2 separate regions of the Homo sapiens genome follow, and region 1 is linked to region 2. A link is an interaction called in ENCODE POLR2A ChIA-PET data of the cell type or tissue named here. Cell type or tissue: OCI-LY7. All regions are shown on one strand. Links, peaks and the distances in the headings refer to the core of each region. The heading gives the core; the rest is flanking DNA.

Evidence for each region. ChIA-PET counts read pairs that join two places held together with the same protein. Peaks named below come from ENCODE experiments on the same cell type or tissue, not always from the same donor. Only the 100,000 strongest peaks of a DNase experiment are listed, where the experiment ranks them.
Region 1: POLR2A ChIA-PET joins it to region 2 with 13 read pairs; 4 of 35 experiments call an interaction of 5 or more read pairs at or near these places.

The regions. Positions count from the first base shown.
Region 1 is chr7:74,424,268-74,429,634 of GRCh38, forward strand. No RefSeq gene overlaps it. Among named protein-coding and RNA genes, the nearest start is that of GTF2IRD1, 27 kb to the right of the region's middle. RefSeq lists an enhancer at 5,353-5,367. In OCI-LY7, for the core only: no CTCF peak of the experiment used is centred there; no DNase peak of the experiment used is centred there.
Region 2 is chr7:74,584,661-74,590,027 of GRCh38, forward strand. It overlaps GTF2IRD1 (GTF2I repeat domain containing 1), which reads left to right. Exons shown (of 27, transcript NM_005685.4): 23 at 5,191-5,268. Among named protein-coding and RNA genes, the nearest start is that of MIR10525, 8.6 kb to the right of the region's middle. RefSeq lists enhancers at 2,540-3,127, 3,128-3,714, 3,194-3,243, 3,264-3,423. In OCI-LY7, for the core only: no CTCF peak of the experiment used is centred there; a DNase peak (open chromatin) is centred at 2,951.

The sequences.
Region 1 (5,367 bases), core at 111-5,110, 160 kb before region 2:
CCAGCCTGGCCGACAGAGTGAGACTCTGTCTCAAAAAAAACAAAAACAAACAATCATAAAGAGTGCGTTTATGAGCAGGTGAACTTTGGGGGCAGCTGGGGATGGGTCTGGCTGGGAATCCTCCATGAGGCTGGGGACGGGATGCCTCAGGCTTGTAGCTGGGATGTGTTTGGTTGGCAACTCCACCCCCCAGTGGTTGAGGTTCCCCCGGCATTCAGCCAGACTCCCTCCGAGAGAACAGATCTGTTTCCTCTGTGCCCAGGGTCTGCCACTGTGCCCTGCCCGAAGCAGGTGCTCTATGTGATGCTAGCGGAGACATGGACCTCAGAAGCAAAGTGACTTCAGATCCCCAGGTGCCTTATGGAGCACCAACAGTCACTTCAGCCCCACACAGGGAACTCCCGGGGAAGGAGTCGTGGGTCACATAGGGAAGACAACACAGTCCCTGCCCTCTGGGAGTGCCCAGCCCTGCTGAGGAAAGGTGACCTGTGTCAGCGCCCACTGGCCAGGCATCATGCCTGTGTCCAGCACATGTGGAGTTATTAAGGTCCCCCTATAATCTGTAATCCCAGCACTTTGGGAGGCTGAGATGGGAGGATCGCTTGAGTTCAGGAGTTTGACACCAGCCTGGGCAACATAGCAAGACCCTGTATCTAAATAATAATAATGATAATAATAATTTTTTTAAAAAAGGAAATGCAGGTATTCAGGGACAGCCAGTCCTGTTTGCCCAGCTCTGTGCCAGGCCACATATGGGACTAGGAGGCACAGGGGCTGAGAAAGAAAGGGACATGGCTGGGTGCAATGGCTTAAACCTGTCATCCAAGCACTTTGGGAGGCCAAAGTGAGAGGATCACTTGAGGCCTGGAGTTTGAGACCAGCCTGGGCAACATAGTGAGACCCGTATCTACAAAAAATAAAAAATTAGGTGTGCATGGTGATGTCCACCACTAGTCCCAGCTACTTGGGAGGCCGAGGTGGGAGGATCACTTGAACCTAGGAGGTCGAGGCTGCAGTGAGCTGAGATTGCACCACTGCACTACAGCCTGGGTGACAGAGCAAGACTTTGTCAAGAAAAAGAGAGAGAGAGAAGAAAAAAAAGAGGGAGGGAGGGAAAGAGGGAAGGAGGGAGGGAGGAAGAAGGAAGGAAGGGAGGAAAGGAAGGAAGGAAGGAAGGAAGGAAGTCCATCCTAACTCTTTTTTGTTTTTTTTCTTGAAACGGAGTCTCACTTTGTCACCCAGGCTGGAGTGCAGTGGCTCGATCTCAGCTCACTGCAAACTCCACCTCTCAAGTTCAAGCAATTCTTGTGCCTCAGCCTCCCGAGTAGCTGAGATTACAGGCATGCATCACCATGCCCAGCTGATTTTTTTTGTAGAGACGGGGTTTCACCATGTTGGCCAGGCTGGTCGCGAACTCCTGACCTCAAGCGATCTACCCGCCTCGGCCTCCCAAAGTGCTGGGATTACAGGAGTGAGCTGCCGTGCCCGGCAACTTCTTTTTTTTTTTTTCTTTTAATTGAGATGAGGGTCTCGCTATGTTGCCCAGGCTGGTCTGGAACTCCTGGGCTCAAGCAATCCTCCCACCTTGGCTTCCCAAAGTGCTGGGATTACAGGCGTGAGCCACTGCGCCCAGCCTCCATACTAACTCTTGATGAAGCCACAGTCCAGGGAGGGAGATGGGAGCTTCCTAGGAGAAGGGAACCATCTGAGAGGCTCAAGTCATGTGGTCAATGGAGACAGGAAGGGAGGAAGTAGCTCAGAGAAGCAAGAAATCTAGGATGACTTCCTGGAGGAGGCAGGTTGAGGCTGACATCTGGAGAACAGAATGGAAATGTTTCCTGGTGGCCCCAGCCCTCAGGGACCATGGCCCTGGCTTGCCCCACTTTTCCTCTTCTTGTACTCCCGTGAGGATCTGCTTTCCCCAAATACTCCAGGAGCTCGTAAAGCCTACATGATCCTGCTGTGTGAGATACAGGGACCAGGTCTAATTCCAGCACTGAAGCCCTGAATGGCCTTGGGCAAATGTCTCCCCTTCTCTGAGTCTCCATGTCCTCATCTGTTAAATGTGCTCATCATGCACTTTACCCTTACACATTTGTTGTGGGGCTAAGGAGATCATGTGTGGTTTCTGAGCCAGAAGTGAGCAAAGCTCTGTAGTGATCACACCACCCAGCCCCCTTAATTCACTGATAGGGAAACGGAGGCCCAGAGAGGCAAAGGTCACCGGGACAGCTACATCAACTTTCTTTTTTTTTTTTTTGAGACAGTGTCTCACTCTGTTGCCCCGGCTAGAGTACAGTGGCGCAATCTAGGCTCACTGCAACCTCTGCCTCCCAGGTTCAAGCAATTCTCCTGCCTCAGCCTCCTGAGTAGCTGGGACTACAGGCACGCACCACCACGCCTGGCTAATTTTTTTTGTATTTATAGTAGAGATGGGGTTTCGCCATATTGGCCAGGCTGGTCTCGAACTCCTGACCTCGTGATCCACCCACCTCAGTCTCCCAAAGTGCTGGGATTACAGGCGTGAGCCACCGCGCCTGGCTTTACATCATCTTTCAAGCCCTGGCTCAAAGGCCCTTTCTGGTGCCTCCAGGCCAAGCTGGTTGCTTCTGGCTTTGCTGTTTTTGTTTTTTTTTTTCTTTTTTGAGACAGAGTCTTGCTCTTTTGCCCAGGTGGGAGTGCAGTGGCGAGATCTCAGCTCACTGCACCCTCCACCTCCCGGGTTCAAGCAATTTTCCTGGGCTCAATCAGGCTCCACAAGCTGTGCCTGCGACTGAGCCTCCGGAACGAAGGGAGTGTGCCCTTCTCCTGAGAAGCTGGGTTTCTCCCAGGGTTGGTGGCGGGGAGGTGGGGGGGTCCCAACCTGGGGAGGTGGGGGTTGCTGTCTTCTTTGGCACCTCAGAAATGTTAATTGAGGGAAATTATGCAAAGGAGCCTGGATTGGAAATGCTCATTTGGACCTCAACAAGGTGGCTACGTTAAAAATAGCAAGAGGGGCTGGGCGCGGTGGCTCACGCCTGTAATCGCAGCACTTTGGGAGACAGAGGTGGGTGGATCGCTTGAACCTGGGAGTTCGAGACCAGCCTGGGCAAAACCCTGTCCCTCCTAAAAATTAGCTGGGCGTGGTGGTGCGTGCCTGTAATCCCAGCTATTCAGGAGGCTACTCAGGAGGCTGAGGCGGGAGAATCACTTGAATCCGGGAGGCAGAGGTTGCGGTGAGCTGAGATTGTGCCACTGTACTCCAGCCTGGGCAACAGAGCGAGACTCTGTCTCAAAAAAAAAAATGTCTAGAGGAAGGAGTTAAGTTTGGGATTGGAGAGAGGATGCCAGGCCCTTTGTCCTATGAGGTCCAGGCTCCTGGGCCCCTGAAGGGTCATCAGGCCTTGCAGCCTGAGCATGGACCCTGGCTCTAACAGTCTGTGACCCCCACTGCACTCCTGCCCGCTCTAGTTCCTGCGGTACGGCCCTTTCACATTGTGGACACCCAAGCAACAAATCTAACAATCAGATTGGTAGCTGACACCTGTAATCCCAGCACTTCGGGAGGATCACTTGAGCCCAGGAATTCAAGACCAGCCTGGGCAACAGAGACCCCCGGTCTCTACAAAATAAAATACAACAATTAGCCGGGTGTGGTAGTAAGTATGTGTATTCTCAGCTACTCGGGAGTCTGAGGCCAGAGGATCACTTGAGCCTAGGAGGTGGAGGCTTCAATGAGCTGAGATCACACCACTGCATCCAGCCCGGGTGACAGAACAAGGCCCTGTCTCATATAAAAATATTTAAAACATTTTTTTAATCAGATATGACCATGTCAATACTCTGTATATAACCTGCTAAGGCTCCCCATTGCCCTCAGGATAAAGCCAGGCCTCTTAGTCCTGCACTTAAGGCCTGTCCTGCTGGGTCTCTTAGTCTCATCTCCTACCACATCTCACTGTTACCAGGAGCTCCATCTGCCAGCACCTCCCTTCGGATCCCCCAGCCTCACCCTGACTCTGAGCCTTAGCACAGGCCATTCCTGCCGCCTAGAACATCAGCTCCTCTTTGTCACCAGAACAGCGACATCATCTTTCAAGCCCCGGCTCAAAGGCACTTTCTGATGTCTCCAGGCCAAGCTGGTTGCCTGGCTTTGGTTTTTTTTTTTTTTTTCTGTTGTTTTTTAGATGGAGTCTCGCTCTGTCACCCAGTCTGGAGTGCAGTGGTGCAGTCTTGGCTCACTGCAACCTCCACCTCCCGGGTTCAAGCAATTCTCCTGCCTCAGCCTCCCAAGTGGCTGGAATTACAGGCATGCACCACCATACCTGGCTAATTTATATATATATATATATATATATATATATATATATATATTTATTTATTTATTTATTTTGAGACAGAGTCTCACTCTGTCACCCAGGCTAGAGTGCAGTGGCGCTATCTCGGCTCACTGCAACTTCTGCCTCCCGGGTTCAAGTGACTCTCCTGCCTCAGCCTGCCGAGTAGCTGGGATCACAGGCATGCACCACCATGCCCAGCTAATTATTTTTTATTTTATATACATATATATTTTGTATTTTTAGTAGAAACAGGTTTTCACCATGTTGGCCAAGCTGGTGTCGAACACCCGACCTCAAGTGATTCACCCACCTCGGCCTCCCAAGATGTGGGGATTACAGATGTGAGCCACTGCGCCTGCCCTGGGTTTGCTGTTTCTCCAGCACCTTCCAGAGGCTTCTCCTGTAGCACATGCTCTTGGGATTTAGGTGTCTGTGGGTTTGGATGTCTTAGACTACGTGTTCCCTGAGGTCAGAAGCTGTGTTCAGAACATCACTGGACCTAGCCCAGCTGAGAACCAGCTCCTCCATCCTGCCCAATGTCTGGGGCATCTGATGGCAAATGACCCCAGGGCTGCCTCCCTGTGCCCTGCCCTGCACCTCCCCTTCAGAGACAACTGAACCAGGCCCTGGTGACTTGCCCCCCCGCCCCTGCCCACACCTCATCCTGTCCTCAAGGGCACTTGGGGGACGGGAGGGACGTGTGGAGGGAGGCTGGTTATTAATTAAAAACCAAGTCATGCACAGATCCTGCTTCATTCCAATAAAAACCGTCAAGGGTATTAATTACCAGATCTGGCGATAGACGCGGGTTAGGTTTACTCAGGCCCGGTAAGGATGCTGGTGGCCAGAATATCAATGAGCACCCGGGCTCCTCGGCTCTGGGCCCTGGGCTGAGCACGGGCTGGGCAGGCGCGGGGCACCTTGGGGAGGACGAATTGTGATGAAAATAACACCGATGCCACTAAATGCTTCTCAACCAGCACTTCCCGAGTTCCAAGCAGGGGGCCACATACCATTGCTACATGCCTGATGTCATCTCACTCCCGAA
Region 2 (5,367 bases), core at 237-5,236:
AGGGGAGCTAGGTGGCCTTCTATCTTGCAGCCATCTGTTTAGGAACAAAAGGCTATTGCGTGACTCAGTTCCCAAGCTTAACATTTCCCTTTGGCATAGTAAGTTTGGGGTCCCATGTTTTTTGTTTGTTTGGGTTTTTTGTGTGTTGTTGTTGTTTTGAGATGAAGTCTCGCTCTTGTCCCCCAGGCTGGAGTACGATGGCGCGATCTTGGCTCTCTGTAACCTCCGCCTCCCAGGTTTAAGCGATTCTCCTGCCTCCGCCCCCGGAGTAGCTGGGATTACAGGCACCTGCCACCACGCCTGGCTAAATTTTGTACTTTTAGTTGAGACGGGGTTTCACCACGTTGGACAGGCTGGTCTCGAACTTCTGAGCTCAGGTGATCCACCCACCTCGGCCTCCCAAAGTGCTGGGATTACAGATGTGAGCCACCGCGCCCAGCCTGTTTGGTGTTTTTTTTTTTTTTTTTTTTGAGACGGAGTCTTGCTCTGTCGCCTAGGCTGGAGTGCAGTGGCGCAATCTCAGCTCACTGCAACCTCCACCTCCCAGTTCAAGGGATTCTCCTGCTTCAGCCTCCTGAGTAACTGGGATTACAGGCATGCACCACCACGCCCAGCTAATTTTTTGTATTTTTAGTAGAGACGGGGTTTCACCATGTTGGCCAGGCTGGTCTGGAACTCCTGACCTCAAGTGATCCACCTGCCTCGGCCTCTGAGAGTGCTGGGATTATAGGCGTGAGTCACCGTGCCCGGTCTGGGCCTCGTCTTTGAGAGGCCTGCTAAGCTTCTTTCTGTCCTGCAGGTTTCGTAGAGCTCTGACTTTGAGTCTCGCTCTGTCCCGACACAGGAGAAGACAGAGGTGTGGCATTGTGGGCTGAGAGCAACAGATTAGAGGAAACTATCTTAAAGATTAAGCCTTCTTTCTACAGCTACTGTAGGGGAGCCTGGGCATGGTGGTTCACGTCTGTAATCCCAGCACTTTGGGAGGCCGAGGTGGGCGAATCACCTGAGGCCAGGAGTTGGAGACCAGCCTGAGTAACATGGTGAAACCCCATCTCTACTAAAAATACAAAAATCAGCCAGGTGTGATGGTGGGTGCCTGTAATCCCAGATACTCGAGAGGCTGAGGCAGGAGAATCACTTGAACCCAGCAGGCAGAGGTTGCAGTGAGCCAAGATCGCACCACTGCACTCCAGTCCAGCCTGGGTGACAGAGCAAGACTCTTCCAAAAAAAAAAAGAAAAAGAAAGAAACTGTAGAGGAATCTGAGACCTCAGGAAACCCAGGGCTCATGGTAGAGTGGAAAGACCAGGGCTTTGGGGTTGACACAGAGTACTCCTGGTGCTTAGAGGCTGTGTGACCTTGGGCAAGTTTCTTTACCTCTCTGAGCCTCTGTGTCTTTGGCTGCAGTGTCTAGGAAAGCATCTGCACACAGTGATGTGTGTGATCCAGGCCATCCTTTCTCTGTTCTGTGCATGCATGGCCATGCCTGCTGAGAATCCTGCCACCAAAGATTCCTCAGTGGCATGGGGACAGATGGAATGTGCTGTTGCTTCCCTGCAGGCTCTAGGAGCTGGTCCTTGGGCCCAGGACTCCATCACTGTTGTCTGCATGGATTTGGACAAGGGTGGCCTTGATTCTTCCCACATCCTAGTCCTGAAAGGAAGGCCCGTGTTGGGTCACAGGAGAAGACGAGGGTTCTAGGGGATGTGGAGCGTGGGGTCTTTGTGTGGCTGAATTAGAGGCATTACTCCACGAGATAGGGACACGGGAGGAGGACGTTGTCTGGAATGGCTGATGTTTGCAGTGTCTCTGGGCACGCAGGGGGGCTGGCGGGCCGTGCCTGAAGACAGATCAGCAACTCAGAGATGTGCAGAGATTGCTGAGTGTGGGTGTGGACGGACCAGGCCAGGGACCTGCAGGGTTTGGGAGGACCTGAGGTGGTGGGTGTTGGAGCCCTGGGAAAAGGAGGAACCAGGCCAAGCAGGTGCCCAGCCTCTGTCCTGTGGGAAGCTCCCTGCTCTTTGGGGCAACCCCCACATGGGGAACAGGGCCTCCATTCTGGCAGCTTGCGCACGGGAGGCCAAGCCACCCAGACGGGGTCAGCAGACTCTAAGCAGCACAGAGCACCACGCCAGGAGATGCAGTTCCCAAGGCAGCCTCCTAAACAGAAGTGAGCTCTTCCCAGAGTTTTCAAGATTAAAAGAGCCAGACACAGTGGCTCACAACTGTAATCCCAGCACTTTCGGAGGCTGCGGACAGGAGGATCGCTTGAGCTTAGGAGTTCGAGAACAGCCTGTGCAACAGAGAGAGACTCTCTCTACAAAAAATTTTAAAAAAACTTAGTCTGGCATGGTGATTCATGCCTGGAGCCCCAGCTACTTGAGAGGCTGAGTGGGGAGGATTGCTTGAGCCAAAGAGTTCAAGGCTGCAGTGAGCTATGATGGCACCACTGTACTCCAACCTGGGAAACAGGGTGAGACCCTGTCTCAAAAAACAGGAGTCAGGCTGGGCACAGTGGCTCACGCCTGTAATCCCAGCACTTTGGGAGACCGAGGCAGGCAGATCACCTGAGCTCAGGAGTTTGAGACCACCCTGGCCAATATGGCAAAACCCCATCTCTACTAAATATACAAAAATTAACCGGACGTTGTGGCAGGCGCCTGTAGTCCCAGCTCTCAGGAGGCTGACGCAGGAGAATGGCTTGAACCTGGGAGGCAGAGGTTGCAGCGAACCGAGACCGTGCCACTGCACTCCAGCCTGGGCAACAGAGTGAGACTCTGTCTTGGAAAAACAAAAAGAAAAAAAAACAGGAGTCATTTTGCTCCAAAGACCCATCAGTCTGCTCTGCCCTGAATCATCCGGCCCTGGCTCCCTGCCTGCGTCTAGCTCCACCCCACAACATCTCACCCTTACCGAACCCGCCTGCCCCAAGAGGCCCAGCCCATGTGACCCCACGCTTCTCAGAGAGGAGATTTCCTGTTGGACATGCAAACCACCCTTCCTGCAATCCCAGCCCCGTCCTCAACCCTGGCACAAGCCCACAGGCTGCTGCAGAGCTCTGCCCCAGACCCCATCTCCAGCCCAACCCCCACTCAGCCTTACAGCCCAGCTCAGGCCCCATCTCCAGGGCTAACTGACTCCAGCAGCTCCTCTAGGCTACAGGGAGGGGAGAGCAGAGCACACCAGGGCTCAAGCAGCAGATAGGCCGTGACGGTTACCTGGGCAGTGAGCAGGGAGAATGCACGGCCCCCACACTCCCAGACACGGTCTGTTTCCCATTCACAGACCTTGGTCAGCGAGCGGTCAGGGGATTTCCAACAGCCCAGCACAGTGACACCGGCCCCTGTGCATGGACCCCACTAGGCCCATCAGTCATCTCCCCTGTACCACCCCAAAGTTCAGCCACTTCCAGGACATGGGATCTTTTTCTTTTTTTCTTTTCTTTTCTTTTTTTTTTTTTTTTTTGAGACGGAGTTTCGCTCTTGTTGCCCAGGCTGGAGTGCAGTGGCGCGATCTCAGCTCACTGCAACCTCCGCCTCCTGGGTTCAAGCAGTTCTCCTGTCTCAATCTCTTGAGTAGTTGGGATTACAGGTGCCCGCCACCACACTCGGCTAATTTTTGTATTTTTAGTAGAGACGGGGTTTCGCTATGTTGGCCAGGGTGGTCTCAAACTCCTGACCTCTGGTGATCTGCCAATCTCAGCCTCCCTCAGTGCTGGGGTTACAGGCGTGAGCCACCGCACCCAGCCAACACAAGATCTTTCACGCTTGAGTGCCTATGCATGGCTGGTCCTTCTGTCCTGGTGGCTTCCCACTGCCACTCCGTCCTTCACAAACTCCTACCTGCCTTTTTGGAGCCCATTTTTTGTTTGTTTGTTTGTTTTCATTTTTGTTTGAGACAGGTCTCTGTCTCCCGGGCTGGACTGCAGTGACGTGATCTCTGCTCACTGCAACCTCCACCTTCCAGGCTCAAGTGATTCTCCTACCTCACCCTCCTGAGTAGCTGGGACTACAGGTGCCCGCCACATGCCCAGCTAATCTTTTTGTATTTTTAGTACAGACGGGGTTTCACCATGTTGGCCAGAATGGTCTCGAACTCCTGGCCTCAAGTAATCTGCCTGCCTCTGCCTCCCAAAGTGCTGGGATTATAGGCATGAGCCACCATGTCAGGCCTTGAGAGCCCATTCAAGCATCCTTCTCTCTTGGGGGAGGTCTCCCCAGACTTGCCCACAGAGGGTGGGCACCCTCATTCATGCCCCTTGTCTCCTAAGTGTGTCCTGTTGTACTTTAGTGACCAGATGACACCCCCTCTGGCTGGGAGCCCCTCAGGGAAGCAGCCCTGCCTCTTCTCTTTAGGTTGTTTTGTGCCCAACACAGGGCCTGTGCTGGGGACACTGATAAAAAAATGTGGGATGGGCTGGCCACCGTGGCTCACATCTGTAATTCCTGAACTTTGGGAGGGCAAAGCAAGAGGATCACTTGAGGCCAGCAAGAGGATCACTTCAGCCTGGGAAACATAGCGAGACTCCATCTGTACAAAAACTTTAAAAAATTAGGCATGGTGGCACACATCTTTATTCCCAGCTACTCAGGAGGCTGAGGTGGGAGGATCACTTGAGCCTGGGAGTTGGAGGCTGCCGTGAGCTATCTATGATCCACTGCTGCCTTCCAGCCTGGGTGACAGAGCAAGACCGTGTCTCAAAAAAAGAAAAATGGATGGAGGGACAGACCAATAACTGATGCTAGAAACCAGCTGCAGCCAGGCACAGTGGCTCACACCTGTAATCCCAGCACTTTGGGAGGCTGAGGCGGGTGGATCACCTGAGCCAGGAGTTTGAGACCAGCCTGGGCAACATGGTGAAACCCCATCTCTACTAAAAATACAAAAATTAGCTGGGCATGGTGGCACGTGCCTGTGATCCCAGCTACTTGGGATGGTGAGGCAGGAGAATTCGCTTGAACCCAGAAGGCAGAGGTTGCAGTGAGCTGAGATCACGCCACTGCACTCCAGCCTGGGCAACAGAGCGAGACTCTGTCTCAAAAGGAAAAAAAAAAAAACAGCTATATAGGAGTGGGTCGGCCCTGCAGAGAATGTAATGTTTTGGCAGATCAGGGACGCCTGGTGGGAGAAGCAGCAGGTCCAGTGGCTAAGCTGGTGCCAACTCTCATGCCCCCTTGTCTTCCTCTTGTAGATGAAGATGACGCCAACAGACTCGGGGAGAAGGTGATCCTGCGGGAGCAGGTGAAGGAACTCTTCAACGAGAAATACGGTCAGTGCCTGTGGTCAGGGTCAGCACACCAAGCCCTCCTCCCGGGGGTGGTGGGGGGCCTCCCTCTGCAGCCAGCCTGGCTTTCAGGAGCCCCCAGCT